Regions from separate parts of the Homo sapiens genome. Here all the other regions are linked to region 4. Evidence: chromatin contacts called from ENCODE Hi-C or POLR2A ChIA-PET data. All regions are on one chromosome and are shown on one strand. The core of a region is the stretch at or near the end of the contact, and the rest is flanking DNA. Distances in the headings are between cores, read along the strand shown.

Evidence for each region. A loop is a pair of places that touch in the nucleus more often than their neighbours do. ChIA-PET counts read pairs that join two places held with the same protein, here RNA polymerase II (POLR2A). Pooled maps may share reads with other maps.
Region 1: a pooled map shows a loop between it and region 4 (3-fold over the local background). The contact joins two enhancer-like sites. A Hi-C loop is called at or near these places in 3 of 37 single-sample maps with no recorded cell type and 3 of 50 pooled maps.
Region 2: a pooled map shows a loop between it and region 4 (7-fold over the local background). The contact joins the promoter of SDHA here to the enhancer-like site in region 4. A Hi-C loop is called at or near these places in 1 of 37 single-sample maps with no recorded cell type and 3 of 50 pooled maps. POLR2A ChIA-PET finds 5 or more read pairs at or near these places in 1 of 52 experiments (activated CD8-positive, alpha-beta memory T cell).
Region 3: a loop to region 4 is called in a map with no recorded cell type, with 7 times the contacts of the local background. The contact joins two enhancer-like sites. A Hi-C loop is called at or near these places in 3 of 37 single-sample maps with no recorded cell type and 5 of 50 pooled maps.

Annotation. Positions count from the first base shown.
Region 1 is chr5:398,394-401,691 of GRCh38, forward strand. The region is part of intron 4 of AHRR (aryl hydrocarbon receptor repressor); the gene reads left to right. The region is part of intron 6 of PDCD6-AHRR (PDCD6-AHRR readthrough (NMD candidate)); the gene reads left to right. Among named protein-coding and RNA genes, the nearest start is that of EXOC3-AS1, 43 kb to the right of the region's middle. RefSeq lists enhancers at 1,053-2,252, 1,305-1,834, 1,512-1,921. Within about 2 kb of position 1,623, at least 22 of the 41 ENCODE cell types and tissues checked have a DNase peak (open chromatin) inside an H3K27ac peak, as active enhancers do.
Region 2 is chr5:216,234-219,875 of GRCh38, forward strand. It overlaps SDHA (succinate dehydrogenase complex flavoprotein subunit A), which reads left to right and starts at 2,087. Exons shown (of 15, transcript NM_004168.4): 1 at 2,087-2,185. The coding sequence starts at 2,123. It overlaps CCDC127 (coiled-coil domain containing 127), which reads right to left and starts at 1,920. Exons shown (of 3, transcript NM_145265.3): 1 at 1,860-1,920; 2 at 496-626. The coding sequence starts at 616. RefSeq lists silencers at 1,898-2,227, 2,458-2,697 and an enhancer at 2,097-2,905.
Region 3 is chr5:367,809-371,177 of GRCh38, forward strand. All of the region lies in intron 3 of AHRR (aryl hydrocarbon receptor repressor), which reads left to right. All of the region lies in intron 5 of PDCD6-AHRR (PDCD6-AHRR readthrough (NMD candidate)), which reads left to right. Among named protein-coding and RNA genes, the nearest start is that of AHRR, 48 kb to the left of the region's middle. RefSeq lists enhancers at 720-829, 1,480-1,589, 3,036-3,175. Within about 2 kb of position 1,368, at least 3 of the 41 ENCODE cell types and tissues checked have a DNase peak (open chromatin) inside an H3K27ac peak, as active enhancers do.
Region 4 is chr5:1,483,677-1,487,045 of GRCh38, forward strand. All of the region lies in intron 5 of LPCAT1 (lysophosphatidylcholine acyltransferase 1), which reads right to left. Among named protein-coding and RNA genes, the nearest start is that of MIR6075, 25 kb to the right of the region's middle. Within about 2 kb of position 1,480, at least 3 of the 41 ENCODE cell types and tissues checked have a DNase peak (open chromatin) inside an H3K27ac peak, as active enhancers do.

The DNA.
Region 1 (3,298 bases), core at 373-2,872, 1.1 Mb before region 4:
CCCCTGACTGTCCACCTTAGCCCCTGACCATCCACATAAGCCCCTGACTGTCCAGTTAGCCTCTGACCATCTGTGGTCACTGAGCCGGGTGCACAGAGTTCTATTCAGTGGTGTTCACTCGGCCCCTGCTCTGCCCTCGGCTCAGCTGGGCTTGGACCCTTGCATCCCAGGCTCTCCCCAGCAGGCAGTGTCAGCACAGGTGAGGGTCCTGGGCCTGCCCCTGGTGGAAGGAGTGTGTTTGTGCCAAACCGGGTTTCAGGCGCCGTGCGTGCCCCACCCCCCTTGGCTGTTACTCCGTTTTAAGCTGCCGACACTGGGAGGAGGCATTGCCGTTGTCACCGATGGGCTTCTGTGAGAAGGGCTGGGCTGGCAGGGCCTTCTGCCGCCAGGCCTGGGTCCTGCGGGCTCCGGAGGCCGTGAGTGGCCCTCAGCAAACTGTGGGTCTGTGTGTGGCCCTGGCTCCAGCAGCCGCCCCCGTCTGTTCTGGGTGGATTTTCCCCACCCGAGGTCACTGGTGCACCTGGGACCCCCCTGCCAACATGCCCAGCACCACCGTGGCGCACCTCATTCCTCTCGAGGACCAAGCAGCCGCAGCTCCCGCTCAATGCCCACCTCTCGGCCTCATGGCTGCTTCCCTGCCATTGGTTTCCTACCGGGTGGTTCTTATCCCCATGCCACCTTCCTTGTCTGCTCTGAAGCAGCTGGGTCAGCGCGGAGCTCCCTCGGGCTCTCCTGGGTGTGGAGCCGCAGGTGCAGAGGGACGGCCCAGGCCAACTCTAGCCCCAGGGTCTCTGAGGCCGGGGCTGGTGGTGCAGGACACACCCAGGGCGTGGGGTCCCAGGCTTAGGGATCGGCAGGGGTGGCTCCCCAACCACCAGGACCCCGGCAGGATGGGCCTGGCGCTTCTGGAGGGAGATTCACTGTGGTAACCGTCAGCTGCCTTTGTTTATGAGTTGTAAGTCTGCTTCTTGTGAAGTGCGTTTCACACTCAGGGTGTTTGCACTCAGAAAGCGGGTCCTGGTTTTAAAAGCATAAGTTTTGTTCTCTAGAAAATGACATCAACTTTAGACGTCAGATTGCCTGTCCAGCACAGCCATTTGCCCTCCAGTCACAGAGACAGCGGGTGCTGCCCTGATCACTGGAGGGTGCCTGGTGCTGCTGCTCACCGCCGCCCTCACAGACGCTCACTGTTGCCGTCCCATCTTTCGCAGGAGGAAACCAAGGCCCAGAGAGGTGAATTAACTCGCCAAGGGTTCGCAGCAAAGGTGAGGGCGGAGGCGGCGTCAGCACTGGCTGGTCTCTCAGCCAGAAGGGGGCCCAGGACACCGGGTTAACCGAGCGGGGCTGCAGTGGGCGTCAGGAGGGACTGCCTGGGGGCCGCCATCTGCCTGCTCTTCTAGGGCCCCGGGGCTTCAGTCAGCCTCCCACTCTGTGGCCATCCGGCCAGCTGCATTCTCAAGAACTGTTTTCAAATGTCGGAGCTGCTCCGTGGAAGAGAGTCAAGCCTGCGTTTACTGTTTGTGGGATCTATAAACAGCCAGTTATTCAGCTCCCCAAGCAAGAGCGCTGCCTCGCACGCACGCAAGCCCCATGGAGCGGCCCCTGTGAGTGATCTGCCTCCAGGAGGCCGGGCCAGCTGCCCCGACGCCCGCCCGGTGCCCGCTCGCGTGACTAGCCGCCGTGTTGTGGCTCCGTAACCGTGGCAACGGCTCTCAGGGGAGCACAATACTCCCAACTTCCCTTTACTCCGAGGAGGGGCAGCCAGGGGGATGTGGAGGGTTGTTCCTTTTTCCCTCATTTTCCCTCTGCCATGACCTTGACAAAAATAATCTTTGAAGTACTTGCCGGCTATTTTTTCTGCCCTGGAACTGGAAGAGATCAGGATATTTAAAGGGTTTGACAGAGGAAGTTCCGGCTTTCTCAGAACGTTTGCCCCATTCCCTGCGGTCCCTGGGGGAGAGCGTGGCTCCAGCCCTCACCTGCCTCGGCCCTCACCTGCCCCGACCTCCGTTGTCCTTGCGAAGTGGCAGGTGCGCCGTTTCCTGACGTTCAGTAACAGCACATGGATGTGATCTTTTTCCCCTTAAAAAAAGTAGAGCCTTAACCTTAGAGCCAAATCCTTTTTCCGTTTGGAAAAGTGATCTCATTTTCCATGGACCACGTTTAAAAAAAAAACAAAACTTTTGTAGGATTAGAAAGGCAGAGGGAGAGAAAACAAACAGACGTTCGAGATGCATATTTGAAAGATGGGCCCACATGTGTAAAAGTATTTGGCATGACAATGCTGGACCAGAAGTCAATCTGATATTGAATCCATATGACACGGCAAACAGCATTTTATGGTCTTTAAAAAAAAATTCTGCCTTGTGAGTTAAAATTAAGGTTGCTTTTGGTTGTGACTAATCTCATAAAATCTTTTTTAAGAAGACATTTTATATACTCAAGCCTTGAAAATTTCTTTGGTCTTTGAACTATTATTAGTAGGACATCATCAGTATGTGGCAACCGCTGAATTGGGAAAAGCTGTGGCAGGAGCCGGCGGGCACAGACCTCTCCCAGCAGTGCCAGGAAGGGCTGGGGGCTGAGGACCCGAGGCCCTGGTGCACACCCCTCCAGCCCGTGTGGGGCGGGAGTGAGGCCCCTCAGTGTCACCACTGCCCGGCTCAGAGCGGGCAGTTGGATGGCAACTCTGTTCCCTTTCAGCAGATGCCCCCCAGGCCACATGGCCCCCGGCTGCTTCACGTTCTCACCTGTTTTCTAACAACCCCTTGGGGTGCACCCCACGTCATCTCACCCTGTCTCTGCCTAAATCCAAGGGGAGGGAGGGGCTGCAGGAGTCTGAGGGGTGGATGCCAGCCTGAGGGGCCAGCCTGAGGCACAGTGGTAGTTTGGGTCCCCTAGTTCCAGACACAGCTGCTGGCCCCTAAGATGGGAGCCGCTGTAGAGAAAGGGCCTCGATGCCACAGGTGCCGGCTCTGGGCCAGGCTTTCTGGGTTGCTCCCTGTCTGCATCACCACTTGCGAAGGGGGTGGGATTGGCCCATGGTCCCTCCATGGCCACAAAGTCCCTGACCTCCATTGGCGCCAGCCCAGGGCCTAGATCTTGCTGAGCACAGGCAGGGACGATCCTGGGCCCTCGTGGGTACTCCCCACGGTCAACTCCAGGCAGGACAAGAACTCCAGGAGTTCCAGGGTGAAGCTGTGAAGCCAGGGCAGGCGGATGCGGCGGCGAAAGGCAGGTCAAGTGCTCCTGGCACCATCGTTCCACAGGATGCCAGCTCTGCGGGGCACAGAGTGTG
Region 2 (3,642 bases), core at 837-3,336, 1.3 Mb before region 4:
TAGAGACGGGGTTTTGCTGTGTTGCTCAGGCTGGTCACTCGATCTGCCCACCTGGGCCTCGCAGAGTGCTGGGGTTACAGGTATGAGCCACCACGCCCAGCCCACTGGTTTCCTTTACACCCGTTTTGTTCCCCAGCAGTCCTTATGAGGGCACCTGAAATAAGGAACCTCCTCCCCGACTTGAGAGCAGCAAAGCCTTCAGAGGGAACTAAGTTATTAAAACCCACCCCACACAAAATGCTTCTAAACGCCTTGGCTGACTTAATCCTTGCAGTGTGCTGAGGTTAAGTATGATTATCCATCTCCTGTGAACAGGAAGACTGAGGCTCAGAGCTTAAGTGATTTGCCCACGGTTCACTGCAGGGGATAAAACTCGGCTGTCCCTGGCAGGTCCCAAAGTCACGGCCTTCAGGCTCCCACACCATGCTGCCTCCCTCACCGGGGCTCCACACTCTCAGCCTGGAAAACACGAATTTTAAGAAAACCATGACTTACGAAAAGCAGCCAATCCCAGCATTGGAACCAACAGGGCATAATTCCACCTGCTTCCATCACCACCATCCGCCCTGGAATTAGGCCGGATATTCCAATTTGGGGGATCATTTAGGTTATTCATGGAGATATACCTTGAAGTAAAGAATAAAAACGTTAACTACTTTTATTCAAGAAATTTTTCTTCAGTTTTAACTATGTGCTTGCTGCACAGCACTGAGGCCCTACGGGATTCAAAGAAGAAAAAAACTAGACCAGAGCCGGGCATGGTGGCGGGCACCTGTAGTCCCAGCTACTCGGGAGGCTGAGGCAGGAGAATCGCTTGAACCTGGGAGGTGGAGGTTGCAGTGAGTCGAGGTCGCGCCACTGCACTCCAGCCTGGTGACAGAACGAGACTCCGTCCCCCCCAAAAAAAAAGAAAAAGAAAAAGGAAAAAAAAAACAAGAACTTAAGATGAAAGCGACTCACAATCTGGTTGGGGAAAGTGGAGAAAACAGACATGTCTTAAGCATCTGAAGTGCAGGTAGAATCAGGTAAGTTCTCTGGTACAAATATGTTTAAATGTATGGCTGCTGCGATGGTTAATTTTGTTTGTCAACTTGACGGCATCATGAGGTGCTCAGATACATGGTTAAGCATTATTTCTGGGCGTGTCTGTAAGGGTGTTTTTGGATGAGATTAGCAATTGAACCTTTAAACCAATTCCTCACGTCTCCCTTCTATTTGTTGTGTCTCTGGAGAACCCTCATACAGTTGTATCAAAGATACAGAATCAACTCGATAAAAGTGGGCTCACACCGGACACTTTCATATGAGCTAGGGTTTGAAGAGTGAGCAGCATTTTGACAGGCAGAGAAAGAAGGAAAGGGTCTTCTGATCAGAAGGAAGACTGTGAGGAAGGCAGGGAGGGGTGATGTGGGGAAGGTGCAAACAGTGCTAGAAGCTTCTGAGGCCTCCTCGTGGTGGTGATGAATGCAGAGATTACAGAGTTCTCTGCTTCGGGCTCAGCATGCACCCTCCATAGCTAGGCTGGGGGCTAACGTTAGTAAGAATTTACTGATTTACTGAGTACCTACACGAAGTTTCACATTTTCACAAAGTAGAGTCACTTTAAGTTTGTTTACATGTGACCTCCACAAACACACACAATTACAAAATAGTTTAGTTAATCAAGGGATGTATAATAAACAAGAGGTCGGAGGCCCCGGGCCGCTCCCGCCCACCTCCGCGGACGAGCGCCCCCCTCCGACCCCATTCCCTGCGGTCTGGGCGTTCAGGCCCTTCGGTCTGGGCGATCCCGGAGAACCACCCACGGGGCTTTAAAAATGTTGGTGCCCACCACCTCCCCGGAACAGGGCCCGCTCTACCTCGGTCGGGGAGCGCGGGACCTCAGCGTTCCCTTAACGCCACCGTCCGCGGGTCCGCTTTGCGCAGGCGCGGCGCCCCCACTCAGTACCCGCTCCGGGCGTGGCATGGTGCGCAGGCGCGATGTCCCCCACTGCAGCCCCGCTCGACTCCGGCGTGGTGCGCAGGCGCGGTATCCCCCCTCCCCCGCCAGCTCGACCCCGGTGTGGTGCGCAGGCGCAGTCTGCGCAGGGACTGGCGGGACTGCGCGGCGGCAACAGCAGACATGTCGGGGGTCCGGGGCCTGTCGCGGCTGCTGAGCGCTCGGCGCCTGGCGCTGGCCAAGGCGGTGAGTCCGTGCCGCGGACCGGGGCGGGGCAGGCGGGGGCCGAGGCGGCGGTAGGAGCGGGACGGTCCCCAGCGGGTCCGAGCGGAGCGGGCGCCGGGTCCCTGCGCCCTCTGTCCCGGGATCGGGAAGGGGCTGAGAGAGCCCTGGGCCGGTGCGAGGGGAAGCCGCGGGGCGGACTCGGGGACCCGGGGAGCTCGGTCCTTAGTAGATAGTCCGCGTCCGGGTGAAGGTCACAACCCCGCGGGCTTGCTGGGCGTCCCCTCCGCCGCCTTGGTCCGGGCCTGGGGTCCTGGGACCCCGCGGGCTGAGGTAGCCCCTCGCCTCAGTGCCTGGCAGGTGGACTCGGGGAGGAGTCGTGTCTGCCCAAGGTCACCCGGGCGGATAGCGGCCGGTGGCCGCCCTGGCTGGGCTGGGCCTCTGCCGCCCTCTGTGCGGGTTGTCCTGAGGAGCAGCCCGCAGCCCGTGGGTGGGGCCGGCGGGGCGGGTGAGACCGCCCGGGTGGGTGCGAGGAGTGGCCGGGCTCGGCCCGGTGGGCGTCCGGTGGGAAGCGTGGCGCGCCCGAGCTTAGGCTTGCAGTTCGCCTTTCCAGAAAGCGCAAATCTGTCCATGTCCACTTCGAGACCTTGTAAGTTAAGGGCTTCTACTTTGGGTCGTGTTTGGTGGTCCTTATGCCACCAAAAATGTGCCAGTGTTTAAAAGCAGCTGTGCCAGTTTTTAAAACTCAGGCGGAGAGCTCAGCGCACTGACCGGGCGAGGACGCCGGGACCTGTGCTTGCCTGTGCGCTGAGTGCCTCTAGGGCCGGGCTCGGCTTAGTCCAGGATGGTGGTCAGGGTTATACTTCCCTGAGCCCTTGCTCTCTGAGTGTCTGAATGTGCCCTCTACGATTGCATCTTAAGAATCGGCCTTCTAGGGTTTTATTTAATCAAGCTAAATTGGATAGGTTTAGTTGTTTGGTTCTTTTAAATGAACTTACCCACCCACCTCCTTAATTACAAAGTAATTTTAAATTGCAGAATAAAAATCTCAATAGGAACCAAGGCATTCAGCAATATTGATTTGAATTATGCCTGTAATTGTGCAATTTTCTCCTTTTTGAAATACTTATTAAAAATCTCGTTGAGTTAAATGTGAGGATTAGTCATACAGCCATCCTGCCAACATCAGAAAGCGTGTAAACCGTTCTAGTGTGTTGCTGTGGTTGGTACTGACTGAGCAGAGACCCCTGCCGCATCTTGGGCTTTTAAGAGCTGCTAGGAGGGCGTCCACAAGCAGGAAGGAAAGCCCATGGTCAGTGGGGCTTTTTAGGGGAAATGGTAGCTTGTGATTGGAGAAAAGCTAGAGCTAGTGCCTTTGTCCTCAACCCAGATGGTGCCCGGTGTTCCTTCTGCAGACTAAGACCCTGCCAGCGGCGGAGGCACCTCAGACGGGATGGCAAGATAGCAAAATTGAACCAAAA
Region 3 (3,369 bases), core at 118-2,617, 1.1 Mb before region 4:
ACAGGGGTTGGCAGTGGCAGATGCCGAAGATGTGGATGACCACACGGGCGAACGAAGGCCCATGTCGTTCAGGAGGCCCCGAGCATTGGACACCCAGGCCCTGAGACGTACTCAGTTCGGTCTGCATCTGTTGATGGTGAATATTGCAGGACTGATAGCCACTGACCGCCTGTAGTGATGTGTGAGGACAATGAAGGCAATGGTGATTCACAGGCAGGCCAGCCCCATATGGGTGTTAGTTGTAAATTCATGGTTACATAACATAATAAATTTACCTACGAATTCATTATTTATAAACAAATGGAGACTCTGACAGCTGAGCTGGCACTCCTCGTTGATGTGAAAGTTGACAAGCGAGGCAGCATCCATACCTGTGGGTAGAGGGCAGAGGACTCAGTGAGGGCTCGGTGCCCTCTTCCGCAGTAGGAGAGGCCAGTGGGGCTGCTCAGGAAGACTCCCTGGGCGTGCACCGCGCACTGTATCCTGCCTGAGGGTGTGGGCCAGGGCGCTCCCTGGCTGTGGCCGCGTGGGGTTAGTGGCCTGCAGTGTTGACCGCTCACTCATCTGTACACCTGTGCACCGCACGCTGATTCACTGAATATTTGGTTGTTAAACAGCACCAGCACAGTGTTTTGGGTTTTGTTTTACAAAATGTTTCTTGAACCCTTGGCTTGTCCCTGCTGTGCTTTTCTTTGATACGTTGAAATGTAACAAGAATGCCCAAATAGTTTGCTTATACCAGATGTTTCACATCATGAAGAGAATATGGATTTGCAATGTGTGCAAGTATTCTTTTTTTCCCCAAAGAGCTATTTTTGGTTGCATCTTCCACGATAACGTGGGGTTCCAAGGCCAGGGTGTGTTTCCTCTGCAGGACGAGCGTGTGACTCTGGTGACCGCAGAGCCCCCCTGAGGCCCCCGGGTTCTGTGATCTCAGAAAGTGGTTAGAGGCGCATTCTCTTGACCAGAGAAACGCGTGGGCACTGCCAGCTGCAGCCACCCCAGTCTTCGCTGGCTCAGAGGAAGTGCATTTCTTTGCGGTTCATTTTGCACTGTGAGGAAGTGTGAAATCTCTGAAGCTCTCTGGTGCTTTTTGAAAAATCGGGAAATTCTTGCCATAGGAAATTCAGCAACTTGATGCAGTATGTGTCTTGGGGTGCCCCCCGTTTTGTAAATATCGTGTCTGTGAAATGAGTGTGTTTATTTATACTCCTGATGCTTTTTCTAGCTTAGGGGAATTTGGGACTTTGAAGGACATTTTTAAACCCCTCTGCCCCACAAGCTGTAACTAAGGGTTTTGGAAGCACACTCGCCCATCCAGCACCCACTTGCTGGGACCCCCTTCTGACTTGCTGCTTCTCTTTGCCCTCAGTGAGCACCTCGAATGCATTCCCTCACACTCTGTTAATACACCCGCCCATGTGTCAAGAGCAGCACGGCACAGTCATCCGCTTCTCACACTTCCTCACACCCTCCCTCTTCCTGGGCATTCTGTCTTAACCCCCTAACCTGGTACCAGCTGTTTTCTGGGACACCTGAGGGCTCTCCGGGCACAGTCCTGGTCCCCTCCTGCCCACAGCCTGAAGGGGCAGCTTTGTCCCACAGGGTGGACTTGCCTGCTTTGCAAGGCTGAGGCACATGCTCCTTGCAGATGAACAGACCTACAGCTAGGCGAGCATGCAGCACAGCCCGACTCAGGAGCTGAGGCCTCCCGCTGCACGAGCCCGGGCTCCCTCTGTGTCACTTGCTTCGCTCTGAGTCTTTGTCACCTGCCTGAATGCTCCTGATGCCTCCTAGGCCACTGGGGAGAGCTGTGCTTGTCCCACGCTCTGGCACAGAGTGTCTGTCCCGAGTGCTTCCTCTAAACCTTTCCTGTGCAGAAGCTGGGACAAATTCTGTGCATCCTGGTGCAGAACACACCTGTTCAGAAAGTAACTGGGTGGTGAGAAGTTTCCTTTGCAAATACCATTTGTGGCCATCAAGAATCACTAAATGACATTTTCTTCCGGAATGTACATATTACAATTCATCTTCAAAAGGCAAAACGGTTTCTCATCCAGTTCTTGAGAAGGGAAGGAAGGGAGAGTTTGAATGTTCGAAAGCCTTGAGGCTCTGGTCCCCTCATTTGACGTAAAACTTGCAAAGGCATTTGTAGGAATGGTTGGGGTGTGAGAGCAGGGGTCAGAGGTGCCCTCCTGGGAATGTCTTGGCTCTGAGAGCACTGCCCTGCCCTCCCGGGCTCTTGCTGGTGCCCCATCCTCCCGGGCCCTCGCTGGAAGCCCCGTCCTCCCGGGCCCTCGCTGGAAGCCCCGTCCTCCCGGGCCCTCGCTGGTGCCCCGTCCTCCCGGGCCCTCGCTGGAAGCCCCGTCCTCCCGGGCCCTCGCTGGTGCCCCGTCCTCCCGGGCCCTCGCTGGAAGCCCCGTCCTCCCGGGCCCTCGCTGGTGCCCCGACCTCCTGGGCCCTCGCTGGAAGCTCTGCTCATTTACTCCCCGTGTTACGGTTGTGCAGCATTTCCTGGATCCACAGTCAGGTCAGGCAATTCTGGGGCGAGCAGGCGTCGGGGAAGGGTTGGATGGGCGTCCCAGGCTTCTCAGAGCATCCCATCCAACTCCTGGACGGGAGAGGTGTCGTAAGGGTCCCTCAGGAGGGAGCTTGAGCTGGAAGCAGGGGTGAGTGAAATCAGGTTCAAGGGAAATTTTCACCAAGGTCATCCGCCACCCCCAGGACCCTGAGAGTCTCACAGTGGGTGCAGCCCCAGGCAGGTGGTGGTCCATAGGGGACAGCCCCCAGGAAGATGCAGGTGACAGGGGTGGGGTGGACAGCCCATGGGAAGGTGTGGGTGATGGGGGGACAGTCCATGGGAAGGCACAGGTGATGGGGTTGGGGACAGGTCTCGGGAAGGCACAGGTGACAGTGTGGGGTGGAGGGGGGCAGCCCATGGGAAGGTGCAGGTGTTGGTGGGGGGAGGGGGGCACGTTCCCATCATGCTTGTCCGACCTCCCTGGGTGGCTGGAGGAGGAAGTGATCCAGAGGAGGCCTGCCTTGGAGGCACCCAGAGCACAGAGGCTGGGCCTGGTGTGGAGCTCTCGGCCGACCTCGGGCCGGGCTTTACAGGGCATGTCAGTTAGGGCTCTGCAGAAAAACAGAACCGACCGGAGACAGATATGGGGAGGCTTATTATGAGCAGGTGTCTCAGACAGCTGCAAGCTGGAGACCCAGGAGAGCCGAGGTGTAGTTCAGTCCAAGCCCAGAGGCCTGAGGGCCAGGGGCGCTGGGGTAAATTCCCGCCTGTGGCCGGAGAATGGGAGATGAGCTGATCTGGCTCAAGCCATGAGTCAGGAAAAAGGGGTGACTCCTCCTGTCTAGTTC
Region 4 (3,369 bases), core at 230-2,729:
GGGCAGGAACATCGGCCAGGGGCGCTCCCCGGCCAAGGAACACTTTCTGTTTTAACATCGCGCACGAGCTGGAAGGCGTCTGTGGAGGGACACTTGCTATTATAACATTGCGCACGAGCTGGAAGACATCCGTGGAGGGACACTTTCTGCTGTAACATCGCGCACCAGCTGGAAGGCGTCTGTGGAGGGACACTTGCTATTATAACATTGCGCACGAGCTGGAAGACATCCGTGGAGGGACACTTTCTGCTGTAACATCGCGCACCAGCTGGAAGGCGTTGGTGGGAAGTGGGGGTCCTCATCACCGGCCAATGCTCACCCACCTGACGGGGTTAGGGTCTGCCCTCACCAAGCACATACACCTGCCTCGGGGCCCCACCCGCCGCCCTCACCTGCCCCTGGGGCTCAGCTCCAAGGACGGGCGGATTTGGTCACAGCTGCAGCAGGACTTGCCCGGGATCTGCCTCTCTCTCTGAGTGGCTGCCACCTGATGGGCTCCCAAGGAATCAGGAGGAGCCCCAGCGAGGCCCAGCTAGAGCCACAGGCCGCAGAGGCTCAGGAACTTCCCCGTTCCCACTGGAATTGTGGCTGTACCCAGCAGCCGCTCCGCCTTCTCACTGGCCGGAGTTGTGCCCTTGCGGGCTGGAGCAAGGCACCATGGACTCTGTGGATGATTGTTTCTATTTTAAATTCTATTTAAATCTCTATTGAAAGAGTTTTTTTTTAACTGGAAAACTCAGGCATCAGAAGTACTCAAGTTTTAGAACAGGACAGGCGGTCTGAGAAGGGCTCCCCTGCCTGGCGACCTGAGGCCAGGCGAGTGAATCCCCAGGCAGCGCGTTCCTCCCAGGCTGCCAGCGAGTGCCACTATGTGGTCAGGAATTTGCGGTTGGTCCTGGCTGCGGGATTCTGCACAATTCTGGGAGAATGGAGCCCATGCTTGCCCCTAGGGCTGCCAGGAGCATCTGTCCCTAGGGCCAATTCTCCCTTCACGGTGGCCTGAGGCCAGAGGCCCGTGTCAGGGCTGAAACCTCGAGCTGACCGCCCAACCCACTCAGCTTTCGTCTCATGCAGGACATCCACCTGCAGCCTTGGTGTCCAGCTGGCACCCCAAGTCCCTGGGCCCGTGTGCCGCAGCTTCCCCTGTGTCCAGGGCTGGGTTGCCCCCTTCCTGCTGTGGGCTCAGCAGCACCTGGGAGCAAGCTCATGCAGTTCACCCAGCACTTCTGTGTGCCCAGGTGGACGGGTGGCTGTGTCAGGGGAGGCGGAGGACGGCAGGGCTGGCACAGACCCAGGCTCAAGCCCCAGCTCCAACGCCCGGCAGCCGAGTCCCAGCCCCTGAGACACGCAGTGTGGAGGAAATAGTCCTCATTGCCTGGGACCGAGCCCAGGAGCTCGCGTGGAGTGCCGAGACCTGCTGTGGGTGATAATGGCTCTGCTGCTACAGCTCAGCCGACCATCCCGACCATGTGTCAAGGGGACATCACTGAAACTCAGTAAGAATCAAAGGAAACCTCAACACCCTGGGGACCTCTCAGGAAAGTCCCCAAGAGCACAGAAACCCCCCATGAGCCTGAAAGGTCAGTGACTTCATGGAAACCCCGGTGGGAAAGTCTGCAGGGGTCTCTGGCCTCCCTAGTCTCCCAGGGGCCCCTGAGGGTCAGCAGCACCCAGACCCCGCCAGCACTGTGCACCCAAGGCAGGCTGCACAAGGGCCAGGCTGGGAGAAACCAAGATGAGGCAGTCAGAGCCCAGGGCTTCTGAATGCAGGAACAAGGCAGAGGGGAGGAGGTACGGGCTTCTAAACTGCACAGAAACCTCCATATTCACACATAGCTTGTGCTGGGCATGGGTCTAACGTCACTAGTTGCAACAATGAGGCTGGAAGATGGCTCAACAGGGACCCCTGAGGCCCCCAGAAGGCCATCACCCCTTATTCACCCTGACCATCCCCCACAGCCCACCCCACAGGAAGAAACAGTCCACCATGGCCCAGGGAGAGCCGTGTCCACATCTGCTCACAGCCTGTGCAGGGAGGCCGCTGCGGCCCAGGGACAGCCACATCCATGTTTGCTCACAGCCCGTGCAGGGAGGCCGGGGAGAGCCACATCCATGTCTGCTCACAGCCCGTGCAGGGAGGCCAGGGACAGCCACATCCATGTCTGTTCACAGCCCGTGCAGGGAGGCCACTGTGGCCCAGTGAGAGCTGCGTCCACTTCCAACAGCCACATTTGGTAGGCCCGCCTCTGCATCCTCGGGCTGTCAGTGCCATCGCTGGGCCCACGCAGCATCCTAGGGCCTTCTCACTGTCTTCGTTCTGCTCTGAGAGCTTGGAGCTGGCAGGCAGGTGGGGTGTGGGCATGTGGAGGGCGTGGGCCCAGGACCTTCCAGGAGGGGTCTCCAGGTACCCAGTCAGCCGATCCTGCTCTAGTGCCCTCTGACAAGGAGGGTGAGTGTGGGCACTGGAGAGGAAGGCCCCACATGGGCCTGTTTCAGGAGCAACTCAATCCCTGCAGAGCCCTGAGGGTCCCAGCCCTGCTGGAACCCACCACATCCAGCAGACCCCACAGGGCTCTGCTGAGCTCTATCACCCCCACCTCAGAGGCGGCACCCCTGGCCTGGGTCAGAACAGGGGGACTCAGGTGGACAGTGCAGCACAGACAAGAGACACTCAGGAGAAAGAAGGCACCTGGGCCCAGGAGGACCCTGCTGGAGGCTCCAGGAGCCTGAGGCTGGAGGCTGGGCCCAATGCGGGAAGGTCTCCGGGGATGAAGGCGGGGAGTCAGCAGTGGTGCCCAAACGGGTGACCCCAGCAACGTGACCCCAACATCAGGCGATGTGATGAAAGGTGGAGGGAGGGTCTGAGTGGGTGGGCCGCCATGGAGCTGGGGCAGCTGGAGCCCAAGGCAGCAGGCAGGTTGTGGGTGCCTCTGTTGTCAGGCTCAAGGCGGGAGACGCTCACGGCTCTGGAGGGCTCCACCACGAGGCGTCAGGATCACGCACCACACACCAATTTCACCTCCAAACAGGAGGCTCCAAACCTCACTAAGAAGTACCCAGCTAAGACGCATGAGGGCCTGAGAGATTCCGAACACGTGACTCGAGGCAGCCGGAAACCCGGGCCTGCAGGTGACACGCAGAACTCATGGCTGGACCCACTGGAAATGGAGACGGGGAAAGGATCAAGCCACCGTGTCATCTCCCCAGACCCCGTGGAACCCACCTGGGGCACAGCGAGCGCCCTTCCTGGACTGCACACAGTGAGCTCCTACTGGGCACCGCCATGAGTCCCCTCAGTTTCGTGATATGCGTTGAGAGGTGCTCACACGCCCTCCTCACGTCTACACAAGGGCCGCCAGCTCCAAAGGG